Regions from separate parts of the Homo sapiens genome. Here region 2 is linked to region 1. The links are chromatin contacts, found by Hi-C or POLR2A ChIA-PET in ENCODE. All regions are on one chromosome and are shown on one strand. Each heading gives the region's core, a stretch centred on a gene start or an enhancer-like site at or near the end of the contact. The rest is flanking DNA. Distances are from core to core; before and after follow the strand shown. Region 1 holds the start of CDH13 (cadherin 13). Region 2 overlaps CDH13 (cadherin 13).

Region 1 (7,201 bases), core at 3,702-6,201:
GGGATAGATGAGTTCCATTACCACCAAGCAGATGTCTCGAGGTTCAACTTGCTAAGCCAGAGGGTGACACATTCACCTCCACAGACCCTGGCTCAGTCAGCACTTCAAGTTAGAAATGTCCTTTCTTCTCCTCTCCTGCCTTCCCCCAAGCTGCCTCTCTCAGCAGAGAAAGATGACTTTCCACCCTAACTCTAGAATAAGGCCACTGCTGAGTGCCTACTGCAGGAGCAAGAGATCCTACAGCCCAGCCATTCATTGTCTGTGCAGCCTGTTCATACCTGAGGAGCCAGGCCTGGGATCCCAGGTGGCTGCAGAAGAAGCGGGCTGTGGGGAATTATATTGGCAGCATCCTTCAGGAGGGTCAGATTCTCACAGGTGCATGGGTACCTGGCTGACAGCTAAATAGAAACAATGCCAAAACCACTGGTCACTTGGTTTGATTCTGTCCAGCTGATTATTGTAATTGGATGACAGGGGGATATTTCCTTCTCCTTTTCAATGAGTGATGGAAAGTGAGTGGACCTAGCTCAGGAGTCACCCTTCTGGGTGGTTATGTAAGGGGGAAGGTTATCTCCTTCCACAGGCAGAACTGTTCCTGCCTTTTGGCTACCTAAAGAATGAAATCAAGTCCAACCAAAGTCAAATGCCAGGAAATTTCAGAACTTCCTCACATTGCGTATTGCACCGTCTACAAACATCTTTGAAATTTTCCCTGCTCCAATACTCAGAGGGGATACAGAGTCAAAGAATGAATTAGAACAGAACCAACTACAATAGGGGAAAAGAAAGAAAGCAAGAAGAAAGCTAGCGAGAAAGCAAGAGAGCAAAAGAAGGAAAGCAAGAAAGAGAGAGACACAGAAATAAATACAGTGAAAAATGGCAGGATTTCTCATTTGGGGGTGATTGTGGCAATTAATGTGGAATAAGGAGAATAGTTTTGTTTTGATGGAGTTGCTGCATTGAAGTTCTTTAAAATGAGCTGTAGATTCAGAATTTTGTAATGCTGTGGATGGAGCCCTCTTCTGGAGAAATTTTTCAACAGGTATTACAAGATCAAAATGCAGAGATGTACACACTCACTCAGACGCGCACACAGAAACACTGTTGGCTACGTAGATGATATGACTGTCATTCAGGTGTAAATTAAATCCATAGTTTGTCCTTTTCCTACATTCCACTAAATATAAATTAACTAGACTCCCCAAGCAATTGTATTTTTGGAAGGAAATAAGGATGTTTTCAAGAACCTAGCTACACTTTAACCTAAACATTGAACTTCAGATTGAGGCTCAGTTTACACATCCAAGTGCTGATGCTTTTAGATAATGCAGTTATTGAGTATGTTGGTTTGTTGGGCAATTTCACTATAACACATAGAGGATACTTCTGGAAGTAAACAGATTTTACTTAACGGAAAACCCAAGGGCTAAAGATAGAAAAGGGGAGAAGGGAGGGAGGCAGAGTAGGAGCGATCAGCTAAGATGACTGTTGGGGCTTTTAGTATAGACTGTGGAATTACACAAATTCCAGATTACATACTCAGCTTTGCAGTTTATTAAACCTGTTTTGGGACTTGCTAAAAAAAAATATTCAGACAGGTGAACTCTATCACTGACTCCTTTCACTACATATTCCATTTCCCTAGTGCTCTGGAAATCTTACAGGCTGTCATGTATTGACCCTAGGGGGGGAGGGGGCAGCACCCTCTTCAACCCTGTGTCCTTTTCCTCATCCAAAAAGTTCTGCAAATAAACACTGCTCTTAAAACATAACACACAAATTTGCAGGAGCACTATAAGACACTGATTCTCATTGAAAATCCTGAAAATCAAGACTCTGACCCCTAGAGAGAACTCCCCACTTTATAGCGAAATCTCAGAATTCCATGGAACATTTTCAGTCACTCCCAAGCGACTGTCCTCCAAGCCTGAACCCCTCCCTAAATTCCTAATTCTTGGGGGATTACTCACTCATTGTTAGAACTTTTGGTTAGTTGTAAGTGCTACCCAAATAGGGAGGGGAATCACATTTACCATGGAATTTCTTGCTCATTTCTTTCTTGATTTGTTTCACAGTCATTACTTATCATAGGCAAATTCCAGAAGCCACTTCTGGGACAGACTTTCCCAAAACACCCCAGGGGATAGGAGAGGTGACTGTTCAACGGTGCCAGCTTCCAGTCATTGTTGCTTAGAATTCCTCACCTCCTACCAAAATGCCTAAAACAACAACCAAGCCAATAAGCTTACAGAGATTGATGGCTTCCAAAGCCAGACCCGATGCTTTACAACTGTGGTGGAAAAAAACATACAGGCTTGCCTGAACACCACCAGGGCCGAGTGACTAATTTGTTTTATTACATTGTTTTTCCCTTCTGTTTTCTCTCTGCCTCAGGAAAGTTGTGTTTTTGCTCGTCGACTCAAGGCCTCGAAGACTTTCCCCACTTTTTTCTATGGCACACAGAGTTCTGCACGTGAACTTCTTGCTGGTTAACTGGATTGCATCAAAATGATTTCTCTGTGAGGTACTATTGCTACCAGGATATCAATTACTATCCTAATGTGGACATTTGCTCTGATATGCATAACAATTGAAAATAGAAATAAGCCTCTCAGGGCAATCATTTCAATTCACAGCAAAATCTCTGCTTCCTTCATCTAAATAAATAGAGTGAGCCTTCAGAACCCACCTGTGCCAGCCTGGCCCTGGGTGAGGAGACACACCAGTTCATTTGCAAAAAGAACCGTGCGCAGAGCCCTTAGTGCATAAAAATCGATCCTGGGGCCCTGTCACGTGGTCTGTCTTGCTTTAAAGGAGGCATAACTTTGGGCAAGCCCTGGAATATGAACTGAGGTTGAAACCTGCCAAGAAAGAAAGAGGACTGTGAAGTCCTGGACAAGGCAATGGTAAGTGCTCTCAGACACCGACAGCTCCCAGACTGGCATGCATTGCATAGGACATCCTGTTGAATGCAATCCTATCCACTCAGCAGTCCTAGGAAGGCAGCAGATTATTTTACAATGGAGAACTTGGAAGCTCAAAGAGGTTAAACAACTTGCCCGGGTTGGTACCACTAGCAGATGGCAGGAAGGATCTGTCTGAATCCTTTCTGTCTGAGGCATGCTCCAAACCGCCTTGCTAAATTGGGGTATATGTACACACATACAGCCTTGGGGTCTCTAGGGTACAGGACATCTGGAAAACTGGTTCACAGCCAGGCTTGGGATCCATGGCAAGACTCAAGGCTGTAGGGACCCCAAGATAATCAACCAGAAAAGCCTGGTAGAAAAGGAGCTATAACTGGGCAGTCCTTAATCGGGACTGTATATCCAAGAAAGAAGTCAGGAGCTTGGGAGCGGGCTCAGCAGCCGGGCACTTGAATCTCCCCTGGTACTATCACCCATCACTGCATTTCTGAGATGTTAGCCCATTTCCAAAGTCTAAACCCAACATTGCTCTAACAGTGGTCTCCCTTAGAAGTCTGCACCAGTCTCCCCATCCCAGACAGTCCCTACCTGGGAACCCAACTCCCTTCCCCTGCCTTTCACCCGCAAACTCTCACCTGAGCCTCTACCCCGGCCAGGAACTCAACACTCATTCCTAGCACCCTGAGGCACTCCCTGTCTCTTTCCCTCCTTACTCTGCCCGGCCCTGCCCTGCCCTGGCTCTTATCCACCCACTTGCAGGCTGCCAGCTCACTCCAAGTCCCAACGCCTGCCAGAGAGGCGATGGGGGACTGGATCGGGGTGCTCTCCGAAACCACAGGCCCCTGAGCAGCGCAGGGCGTGCCCCCCGCAGCGGCCAGCACCCCAGGCCTGGCCTCGGAGCGCTGCTTTCCTGCACTCAAACTTCCCGAAATCTCTGAGGTGCAGAGGTGACTGCAGGCGGACCGCATCTCCCTCGCCCCCTCTCCTGGTTGGCGTGCCCTTCCCTCGCGCCGTGGCGCTCTGAGGGTTAACAAGCAGCTGCAGCCCGGGTGGGCAAGGCTTGAACTTTTCTCTGCGCTCCGCTCCCGCTCAGGGAAGGCAGCAGAGGCGGCAGCCCGGGATCTGGCCGGAGCTCCAGCTGGCTGGACAATAGGGGTGCGGGGGGCTGGGGCCTGCGCCCTGGCGGGGGACACGCTCCGGCCCTTTCGGGCCCGGGGTCTGGGAGCAAAAGGACCCCGATGCGGGTGCGGCCGGCGCCGGCGCCTTTGAGCGACAGCAGCAGCCGGGCTGAGGCTCTCTGCTGCCCCGAGGCGCCTTCCAGCGGGCAGCCGGGCTGTACCAGGGGGCCCGGGCGCCCTGGGAAGTCGGTGGTGCCTGCTCGGCCTCTCCAGCCCCGCATCCCGCAATCCGGACCCGAGCAGCGCTTCGGCCGCTGGGCGTTGGGCTGGGGAAAACCGCGGCTCGTTGGAGTCGCCTCTAACTGAGTCTTTCTCCAATGCACCGAGCCTCCGGAGGAGGGAACCAAAGTTACCCCACTTGATGTGGGCGAGAATGTCGCCCCTGCTAGCAAAAAAGGACTGGGAGCTCTCTCCTCCTCCCGTTAACGAACGTACACACACACACACACACACACACACACACACACACACACACACGCACGCCAGAGTGGGAGCCTGTGTGTGGGGGGTGCCTAGGATCTCTGGGCTCGGAATGACCTCCCTACCGAGCCCCGATCTGTCTTCGCCGCCGCGACCGGAGGCCCCGACCCCCCGAAAGCCCCCTCACCCTGCCCGTGCCGGGCGATCCGAATGCAGAAACGGGGCGCAGAGCGCGCCCGGCAGCCCCTCTTCCCTACCTGGGACAGGAGAACGCACAGAACGAGCGGAGTTCTCGGCTGCATTTTGTCCGACTAGAAGCGCCCGGCGGCGTTTTCATTCATGCACGCGGCTGCACTGAGCATATTTTCCGTGGGAGCCAGGCTTTGAGGAGAGGCTCTGCCTCGCCAGCCAGCCAACTTCCCAAATAGATCAGCAGCAGCATCACGAAAGCATTGGGTAGAGGCTGATGACCAGGACCAATGGCTTTACAAGACGGATTCCTTCCTAACGCTCCCTCGTTTTGCATGGCAGATACGGGGTGAGCACCTCGCGAGGAGCGAGCCCCGCGGAGGTGGCATCCCATTTGCTTCTTTGGACTGTTGGGGCTCAGCCTCACAAATCACGCTGGGCAATGCCAGCTGATTCCACTTTTCCAGAGAATGGAATTGCACGGGGGACTGGCGGCCACTTCCAGCCTAGTGCAAAAAGATTCTCTTTATTAAAATGTTAATAAGATCCACTCTATTTCCAATAAATCAGATAAAATGGCCCCAGCAGTTCCAGCCCTTTCTACGCCTGGCAAGGCTTGGCAGTGGATTTTTTTTTTCTTTTTTCCTTTTTTCCCCCCACTGTGGCCCAAGTCATGATGGTGTTTGGTGCTTCCCTGCCATCTCACAAATCACAAAGATGACAGATCAATTCGAGCTTGCAGAAAAAATTCCATTAAGGGGCAATAGATTTTATTAACTGCTCAGGTGAGAGTCTGACTAGCCACCTACTCCTCAAATGTGCATCTGGCACCAAAGCTGGGATCTGGATCGGAAGGAACTTCTTTTTGTATATGGATGTTACCTTTCAGAAGCTCTGAACTACCTCCAGGTACTCAGAACAGCAGTAGTCACTGCTTAAGGGATTTTATAAATGGGGGGCTTTGGGACTGAGGGTAAGAGGGACATCTAGGTCTGCCTTCCCTAATAGGAATCTAAGAAAATGCAGGGAAGACCTTACTGTATCATTTCCATGCAGCCTTCCCTTAGAAAGAATTTAAGGTGTTTTACAATAAAGGACATTTGTGCAATAGAATTTATGAACCAAAATAGAAAATCTGGGCCAGAAGGAAAAGTTCAGCAAACTGAAATGACAAGCCCAAATTCTAATGTATTTGCTCTGATTTGGATAAGAGCTTCCTGATAGCCAAAGCAATAAAAGAAACATAAGTTACATAGTTTTGTTGTAGAAACATGCATACAATGTCTTTCAGCATTATTTTCCATGGGCTAAATACCGGAATAAATGCATTATGTAACACGTAACATAGCAGGACACTGAGCAATGGACCATGCCAAGATCCAGTGGATGGGGATGTATTTCTAGCATCTGGCACAGGGCCTGGAACATGGAGACAGCAATTAGTGTGTGTTAAAGAAATAGATGGCTAGACTCAATCAAGATGCAGCAGAAGGCAGGGAGGGGCAAGGAGTCTGGAGCCACATTGTCTAGGCACAGCCCCCGGATCTGCCACTTACTTGTAAATTACTCAAACTCTCTGCCTCCATTTGTTCACAGATAAAATGAAAACACAAATTCTACTGAACTCACAAGGTTGTGGTGAGGATTAAGTGATGACATAACCACTGAATAAATATAAAGTGATGTGCCTTTTAAGATTCCTTCATTGGCTGCTGTTTGGTCAGAAGGTCACCTCCTGTGGTCCCAAGGTCATTGATAAAGATGCAGTGATGTCTGAAGCTTGGCTGCTGTAGCCAGCACTGGCCCAACAGATGGCAATGTTGGCAAAACAACCCCCAGATGAAACTGGGAAAGGTGAATCTTGCTGCTTCACCCACTCATTTCCTTGCCTAAATAGGGTCATCTGTCCCTGAGCCTCTGATCAATACGGTCCGACAGATGACGTCACAGATCATGACACTTTGGAATCCATGTGTGTGGAGATCTAGCCTCACGTTTCCCACAGGTGGGAGTAAACCAGAGAACTTTGGAGTCAAACAGGCTTCAAATCAAGGCATCCTGAAATATCCGGACTTTTCTCCACTCCAGGGAAGGTGCCATCTTGTAATTCAGGGCCAGCTAAACTGAGTCCATGGCTTAGCAACACAAAGATAGGGAAAGAGAGCAGAGGACAGCTTGGGAGGTGATAAACCACAGTGAGGGACTAGACTGCAGAAGATGAGGATCTAGCTAGGTTTCCATCTGCAGCAGCTCAGTTAAGGGAAGCAGTCCCTCAGAAGAGGGAGTTTTCAAGGCTGTGTTCTAAGGACAGTTCGGTGCTGTCAGTTTTACAGTTCTGCTGGCCTTCTGTGGTCTCCCCATTCCCTTGTCCTTAGTGCTGATGACCAAATATTTCCAATTTTTCCCCTTTTGGGATCATGGTGGGATTGCATTTACTGGCCCCCTTGTTGCTGGGGTGGGGCAGTGTGTGTACATCTAGCCAATGAG
Region 2 (6,764 bases), core at 400-2,899, 370 kb before region 1:
ATATCTTCTATACAGAGTTTCTAAGTAGGTTAAATATATTATTTATATGAGTGACTTAATAAATGCACATTCTTAGAGTTCTACTAGTATCAGATTCACCTTAGCTGATATTGTTGGCCTGATAAGAGCTGCAACTGGTAGTTAATCTCTTTGACTCCCTACCATTTAAAAATAGCCCAGAAAATGATACTGAATATTTAATGTTGTGACAGAAACTTACCTTAGAAGCCAGATAGACTGCTGAACTTCTATGTTAGATATAGCTGAGCTCAAATCCCAGCTTTTCCATATATTAGCTATGTGATTGTGGAAAAATCTCTTGTGCCCAGTATTTTCACCTATAGAACAGGGATAAGAACAACCTGGGCTCAGGCTTGTTTCATCAAGTATAAAATAAGATTGCCATTAGCTGAGACAACTGGGTGGGATTAGGGGAAGGTAAATAGAATATATTGTGCATGTACAGAACCTTTATTTAAAATGTTGACATTTTGTTTACCATGGATTTTTGCACTAATTTTTATTTTTATAAAATATTGCATTAAATATTATTTACTTTAATTACTGAGATTTTTCGTATCCCTTTAAATTTGGACCCAAAGAGAGTACCTCATTCACCTCACTCTAGTCCTAGCCCTGAAGCCAACAATTAGTGAAAACGTATTAGGGTCAATCACAATACTGAGCACTGTGAGTTTACACATTTGCTTGTCAGTGAAATATTTAGCACAATATCTAGCCTAGAGTAAGGCATTATCATCTTTACCACCCATTACCATCATTATCATCATCACTACCATCAACATCACCACCATCATCACCATCACTATCATCACCATCATCACCATCATCACCACCATCACCACCATCAGCATCACCACCACTACCATCACCATCATCACCACCGTCATTACCATCACCACCATCACCATCACTATCATCATCATCATCATCACCACCATCACCATCATCACCATCACCATCACTATCATCATCATCACCACCATCACCATCATCATTACCACCACCACCACCATCATCAACAACACCATCGTAATTATCATTACCATAATAATCAACATCACCATCACCGCCATCAGCATCACCATCACTAGAATCATCATCACCACCACCGTAATCATTACTATCACCACCATCACCATCACTATCATCATCACCACCATCACCATCACCATTACCCCCACCATCACCATCGTCATCACCATCACTATAGTTATCATTACCATAATCATCATCACTACCATCATCATCATCATCACTCTCATTATGATTTTCTAAGATATCCTAAATAAATTTCCTAATATTTCCAAGTTGCAGTTACCTCATTTTTATTACAAGGCTAACATTGCCCCCTTATAAGGCGTAAAACTTAAACAAGGTCGTTTTTGTTGTTGCTATCATTAATGTTTTTGCTGATTTCAATGTATCACCTGACTCTGCAGCAAATCCAAAGAGTGCTTGTCAAGAAATCACACATTTCTAATGAACATGGAGACTAGCCCGGCAGAGAGATAAAGCAGGACCATGCTGGGTCCTGGGCTGGCTTTTGCACAACCGCCTAAGATCTTCACACAAAGAAGTATGCACTGTGCTCAGAGCTGACATTTCTGTAGTCATAAAGCTCAGTGTTGTTCCAGTTCAGGAAGCTGATGAGTCATGGGGTAGAGGCCACTGGGAGAGGAAGAGGGTTTACTCTTTTTTTTTCTTTTTCTTACCATTTTCATTACTTCTCAACTGATTTTCGATATACAACAGGAAAGGAACATAATGACCTTCTACTCACTGCCCCACCCAGAAAACCTCAAATAACTAATTGCCTTTTTTTCCTAAAATGGAAGAATTATTTCATCTGCCCGAAGGTTTTACTTCCTTCTGCTATGCTTTTGCCCGGTAAGCCTTTTAATCTTGTAAAGCACAGCCATATGAACAAACAAGGGAGAAAACAGGAAGATGGCAACTCTCCAAGTTCATCCCATTTTGAATCTCACTTGACAAACAGCGATGCATGGTTTTGATAAAGGGTATGAGGATTGTGATTTGACCTTCCTCTTGCCACTGTGTAAAATGTAAACACAGTTTACTTTCTCATAATTAAACGATATCGATTCCCCAGCAGCCCGCGAGAGGGTTGAATCATCTTTCTCCTCAATGGATGCAGCGTGATCCCTGTTATCATCTAGTTATATCCAATCAGAAGTAAACCATGACAAGCTGGGTGGGGGAATGCAGTGGCTTCCTGCTTCCAGAAGTTGTATAACTGGGGAGAAGTATCACATCTATTTTGAAAATAGTTGTTTGGTGTGTTTTTACGATACACCATGGTGTTATAATAGGTGATATCAGATTCAGTAGTTTAAAGCAAAAAGGACTTTTTTTCTCCCTTATTTAAGAGTCTAGGTTGGCAGTCCAGAATTGGAATGGTGGCTTGATGGTATTGGGGATGCATCCTGTTGCCATGCCATCTCTTCCATGTTACCCTTTTCAGCTTAATTCAAGATGATTCACCACCACGTTTGCGTTTCAGCTGAAGAAGGGAAAAACAGGAAGGGAAAATAGACTTCTTGCCTTTCAAAGGCATGGATTAATGTGCTAACATCACGCTCACTCATGTCTTAGTGGCCATCACCCAGTTCCATGGTCATACCTAGATGCAAGGTGGCTGGAGAAAGTAGTCTTTAGCTGAGTGACCACGAGCCCAGCAAAATCTGCTGTTGCAAAACGGAGGATGACTATAGCGAGATTCACTATGAGTTCTGGCCACAGTTGAGTTGAATAAATGTTTCCCCTAGAATGGAGAGAGGGTCCTAGTTGGGGTCTCTCCATCCCTGAGCCACTTGGGTTGTGATGATAATTGATAGTGATGATTAAAATGACGGGAATAAAGATAGCAGCAGTTAACATTTACTCACTTCTTGCTTTATGCCTCTTTGTACCAAGTGCTTTGTAAACATTATGCATTCTATCTTCAGGATAATCCTACAGGATCAATAGTATAATTACCCCAATTTTACCCATGAAGAAATGGAGCCGCATCAAGTTCAGAAACTTGCCCGAGGTCATGTAGCTAGTATGTGGCCAAATGAAACCCATCTGTCTCTATGTCCAAAGTTATTCTCTTAACCACTTTACTCAGGTATTAATAGTGGTCTGAAATCCTTCAGTATTTCACAAAGCTGAACTAAACTGACAAAGTTCCCCTTAACCAGATCATCTGAGCCAGCTAAGAAGTGTTTGTTTGGGGCTTGAATACTATCAACGTAGGTATCAATGGAGATTGGTAGTTTCATTTGTCAAAGACTAATACGTTTTTCTTCCTTACAAAGAACTTGATTAATTTTTAAAAAGAGGGAAAATAAGTGAATATTTATTAAGTGCAATTTGTTCAGTATATCAGCTCTTTCTAAACATGGCTTCCAGAGTGAGAGAGAAATAACCAAAGGGGCCATTAGCTGAGTAAAGGTTGGGAGATTACGATGAAAGGCTACGCTCTCCATGGTCTCTTTGCTGGAGCTGATAGAAGCCCTAGGCCAAGAGCAGAGCAGGGAAATCCCTGCCCCTCCCTAAAGGTAGGGGGTCTCAGGCACCCCGCTGAGGCTTGATGATGCTGAATCAGAGAGCAACATGGAATCTGGAGCAGTCTAATGCAAGGGCCAGGGTTGTACTAAGTCAGGATGAGGAGGAGTTAGAGACGTGGGTCTCTAGCTATAAAGAGGCCCATCCAAGAACTGAACAGAAAAGCTAAGCCAGTGAGTGTGATGCACAAAGGATGGGTTCTGAGGTGCAGCTGCTGTCGTCTTCATGCATCAGCACATTAAAATGTTTGGGAAGAGAAGGGGAATAGAACATCCCTTCCCTCCCCACAAACAGATGGGTAATTAGATGGAGGGTGGGAGCCAGATGCTGTACTTCCCCTGAGACCAGCACCAGAGGGAATGGGCTGGCTCTGCAGAAGACATTTCCGTTCCTGAAAAGGGATATAATGATGGGGAAAGAATCAGGGCTTCAGGATCTTGCAGGGAGGGGTAACAACGGAGGGGGAGTGCTTGCTTCTTCCATGTTAATCCTCTGCAGCCCCCTCTCTGTGCACCAAAGAACGAAGCACCAGGTGACCACTGCAGTTAAGAGATTCCACCTGACTATAACCCTGTCAAAATGACGTTTCAGGAAAACCTGCTTGTTAGATCCTGCCAATGCTATGTCTGCTGGTGTTTGTTTCAGTGGCCTGTTTTCTGTGTTTTTTGGTACAATGCTGTAGACACTTCCCCAGAGGTGTAACACGTGTTCAGCTAAGTCCCATCCGAGAAGCAGCATCCTCTGAACTAGCAGACACAGTCTGATATAACATGTCTTTAATGCTGACTCAGCTGCAATTATTTGCTATTAATCCAAAATAAATTCTTATAGAAAACTTCTTAAACATGGCCCAATGCTACTTCACAATGATGATGAATTTGGGCTTGGCAAAGAGGCTGGCGAGGAAGTCAAAGATCAGTTCCTAGAGTCCTCACGGAGTCAATTTACACACCTCTCTCACCCTGGACCATTCTTTGTTTTTTTTCAACTGAGTCAAAAGCCAGTGGTAACTCAAAACCTGCAACAACTTAAATCAGTAGTTTAATAAGCGTAAGCATCTGTATGATGTAGAACGTTCTCTGAAATCAAGAACAACAGTATAGGCAGCACCAATGCTCTACGGTGGGAGAGCCCAAGACATCTGGAAAGGAGGGAACTTGGGCTGCCTTTGGGAGATAAAATGTGAAATTAACCCACAAAGAATAGTCATAAAATGTTAGCAGAAGGAAACAGATATCGAGGGCAGAAAGAGTGTAGACAGTTATTAGTAATATATTAACTGAATTAACCTACCTAAGATCAAAGGTGGAATCAGAAGATAGGGCCTGGTAAGTCTTGAGGAAACAAACAAACAAAATAGCTGGCATGGCCCAATGGAAGCCCTGTTTAAGGAAGACTTTGCTTCAGCCACGAGACTTAGAGTATCCTGAGGCAGATGGACACGTGGGGTGGTCTCAGCTAAAGGTCATTAAACCTGCAAGCCTGAGCCCTTCTCTAGCCAAGGACATGCCTAACCAGCATCTTCATTTTTACCAATAATTTGATTATCATCTCAGCATGAATTGATTTTCTGTTCCTCTGAACTTCTTCCCATTATTGCTTAATTTTTATGGGGTCAACTACTTATTATGGTCTTTATTTCAAAGTAGACTTTAATCTGCTTGATGCCAAGAACCACATAGTAACTTTTTTTTGTATATCACCCTCTTGTCATGTAGTATTGAAGTTAAGCATTTGCTTTTAAAAAATGTCTTTATAGGCTAATTTTAAATCAGACCAATTTATTGATCATACAAACATTTAGTTAAAGCTTTTTGACCTTGGGGTATTGTTCCAGAACACTGCAGAATTCTAGTCTCTGAGAATGTTAGATTATCTCTAAAGTTCTGAATTCTATCCCCACCCTGCCCCTTGACTGGTTGTAAACCAGTCTCTCTGCACGTAGAGCCCAAAGTCTCACTGATAAGAGACTCTAGCTTAAAGATATTTTTTATATATACACATATTTAACTCTGATTGTATATATCAAAATCTCCATTTAATGGAGTCTTGAAAATTGACTTTTAAAAACATTTACAAACATCCTTGGTGATTCTGATGCCCACGAAAATTTGAGAGCTGCTGATTTCAGGCCAAGCTCTTCATTTCACAAATAAGGATACTGAAACAGATAAGGCCATGCTTTCCCAGCTAGCTCACAACAGAGGCTGGACTAGGACATACTTCAACATAGTGCTGGTCTCATTCTGAAGTTTACCACTTCCTATTAAAGTATGAGGAAGTCATGTCCTTAATGAGGTTAATCAGTGCCGTTTCACTTCTACGAAATACTCTTCTTCTTCCTCAATGCTCCTTTCAGTGGAAACATACTTTTATTATATAATTTGCTAGAAATTATTTCCTCATCCCTTTCTGAAATTTTTGACATGATTGATCCTCCATCTCATTCACTACCTTCTTTTTGATTAATGGAAAAAGTTCTGGTAAATTTCTTTATATCACTCTCATCCTAGATAATGATGTGAAGCGGTTTTGTTAAATTGGCAGAATTAAAGTTTTAAATTTCTCCTTCCCTCTTCCTCAACTATGTTCAAGGCTAAGATCAGCTGTGCTCAAACTTCTATAATTCTCTCAGTTTATAGACACAATCGTTTTTATTGCCAAAATCAGGAGTCCTTTGAGTTTCACTGTGCCACACGCAATGTTCACATCAGCGGTTGCTTGAGATTACCATGCTTTCAGATCATGACTTGCCCTTTGATCACTTATTTGACCCACCCACATGTCAAGGGTAAGTTTTATATATTATGTCCTGGAGGTTGCCGTGAGATGAGGGATTGCAGTAGTCTGGTTGTTTTATAAGAGCTAAATTGGACTTGGGCAGGAAAGAGATGAAAAGCCAGACTGAACAAGGGCCTTGCAGTTCATGGCAACTGAAGTGAAGGAGTTGAAATCTGTGTTAAAGATAAATCAACATAAGGCTGGCCAATTTATATCAAAATTCTACATCTCCCCCCTTACTAGATGAATGTTAAGAGGAAGGCATATTAAGATATATACTTTTAAAGTATTTGATTTTTACCTTAAATTTGCCTTTCAGCAGTAAAAACCAAAATTATTGCAAATGTGACCCATGTAATACCTAAGAGCGTGTGATCAATTTTTCAGTT

The links. A loop is a pair of places that touch in the nucleus more often than their neighbours do. ChIA-PET counts read pairs that join two places held with the same protein, here RNA polymerase II (POLR2A). Pooled maps may share reads with other maps.
Region 2: a map of cardiac septum shows a loop between it and region 1 (4-fold over the local background). The contact joins the enhancer-like site here to the promoter of CDH13 in region 1. A Hi-C loop is called at or near these places in 6 of 168 maps with a recorded cell type or tissue (IMR-90, aorta, cardiac septum and 2 more) and 4 of 50 pooled maps. POLR2A ChIA-PET finds 5 or more read pairs at or near these places in 1 of 52 experiments (endothelial cell of umbilical vein).

Annotation. Positions count from the first base shown.
Region 1 is chr16:82,624,719-82,631,919 of GRCh38, reverse strand. CDH13 (cadherin 13) reads right to left here and starts at 4,951. Exons shown (of 14, transcript NM_001257.5): 1 at 4,783-4,951. The coding sequence starts at 4,827. RefSeq lists an enhancer at 1,667-2,866.
Region 2 is chr16:82,991,227-82,997,990 of GRCh38, reverse strand. All of the region lies in intron 2 of CDH13 (cadherin 13), which reads right to left. Among named protein-coding and RNA genes, the nearest start is that of MIR8058, 310 kb to the right of the region's middle. Within about 2 kb of position 1,649, at least 5 of the 41 ENCODE cell types and tissues checked have a DNase peak (open chromatin) inside an H3K27ac peak, as active enhancers do; they include endothelial cell of umbilical vein, where a contact is called at or near this core.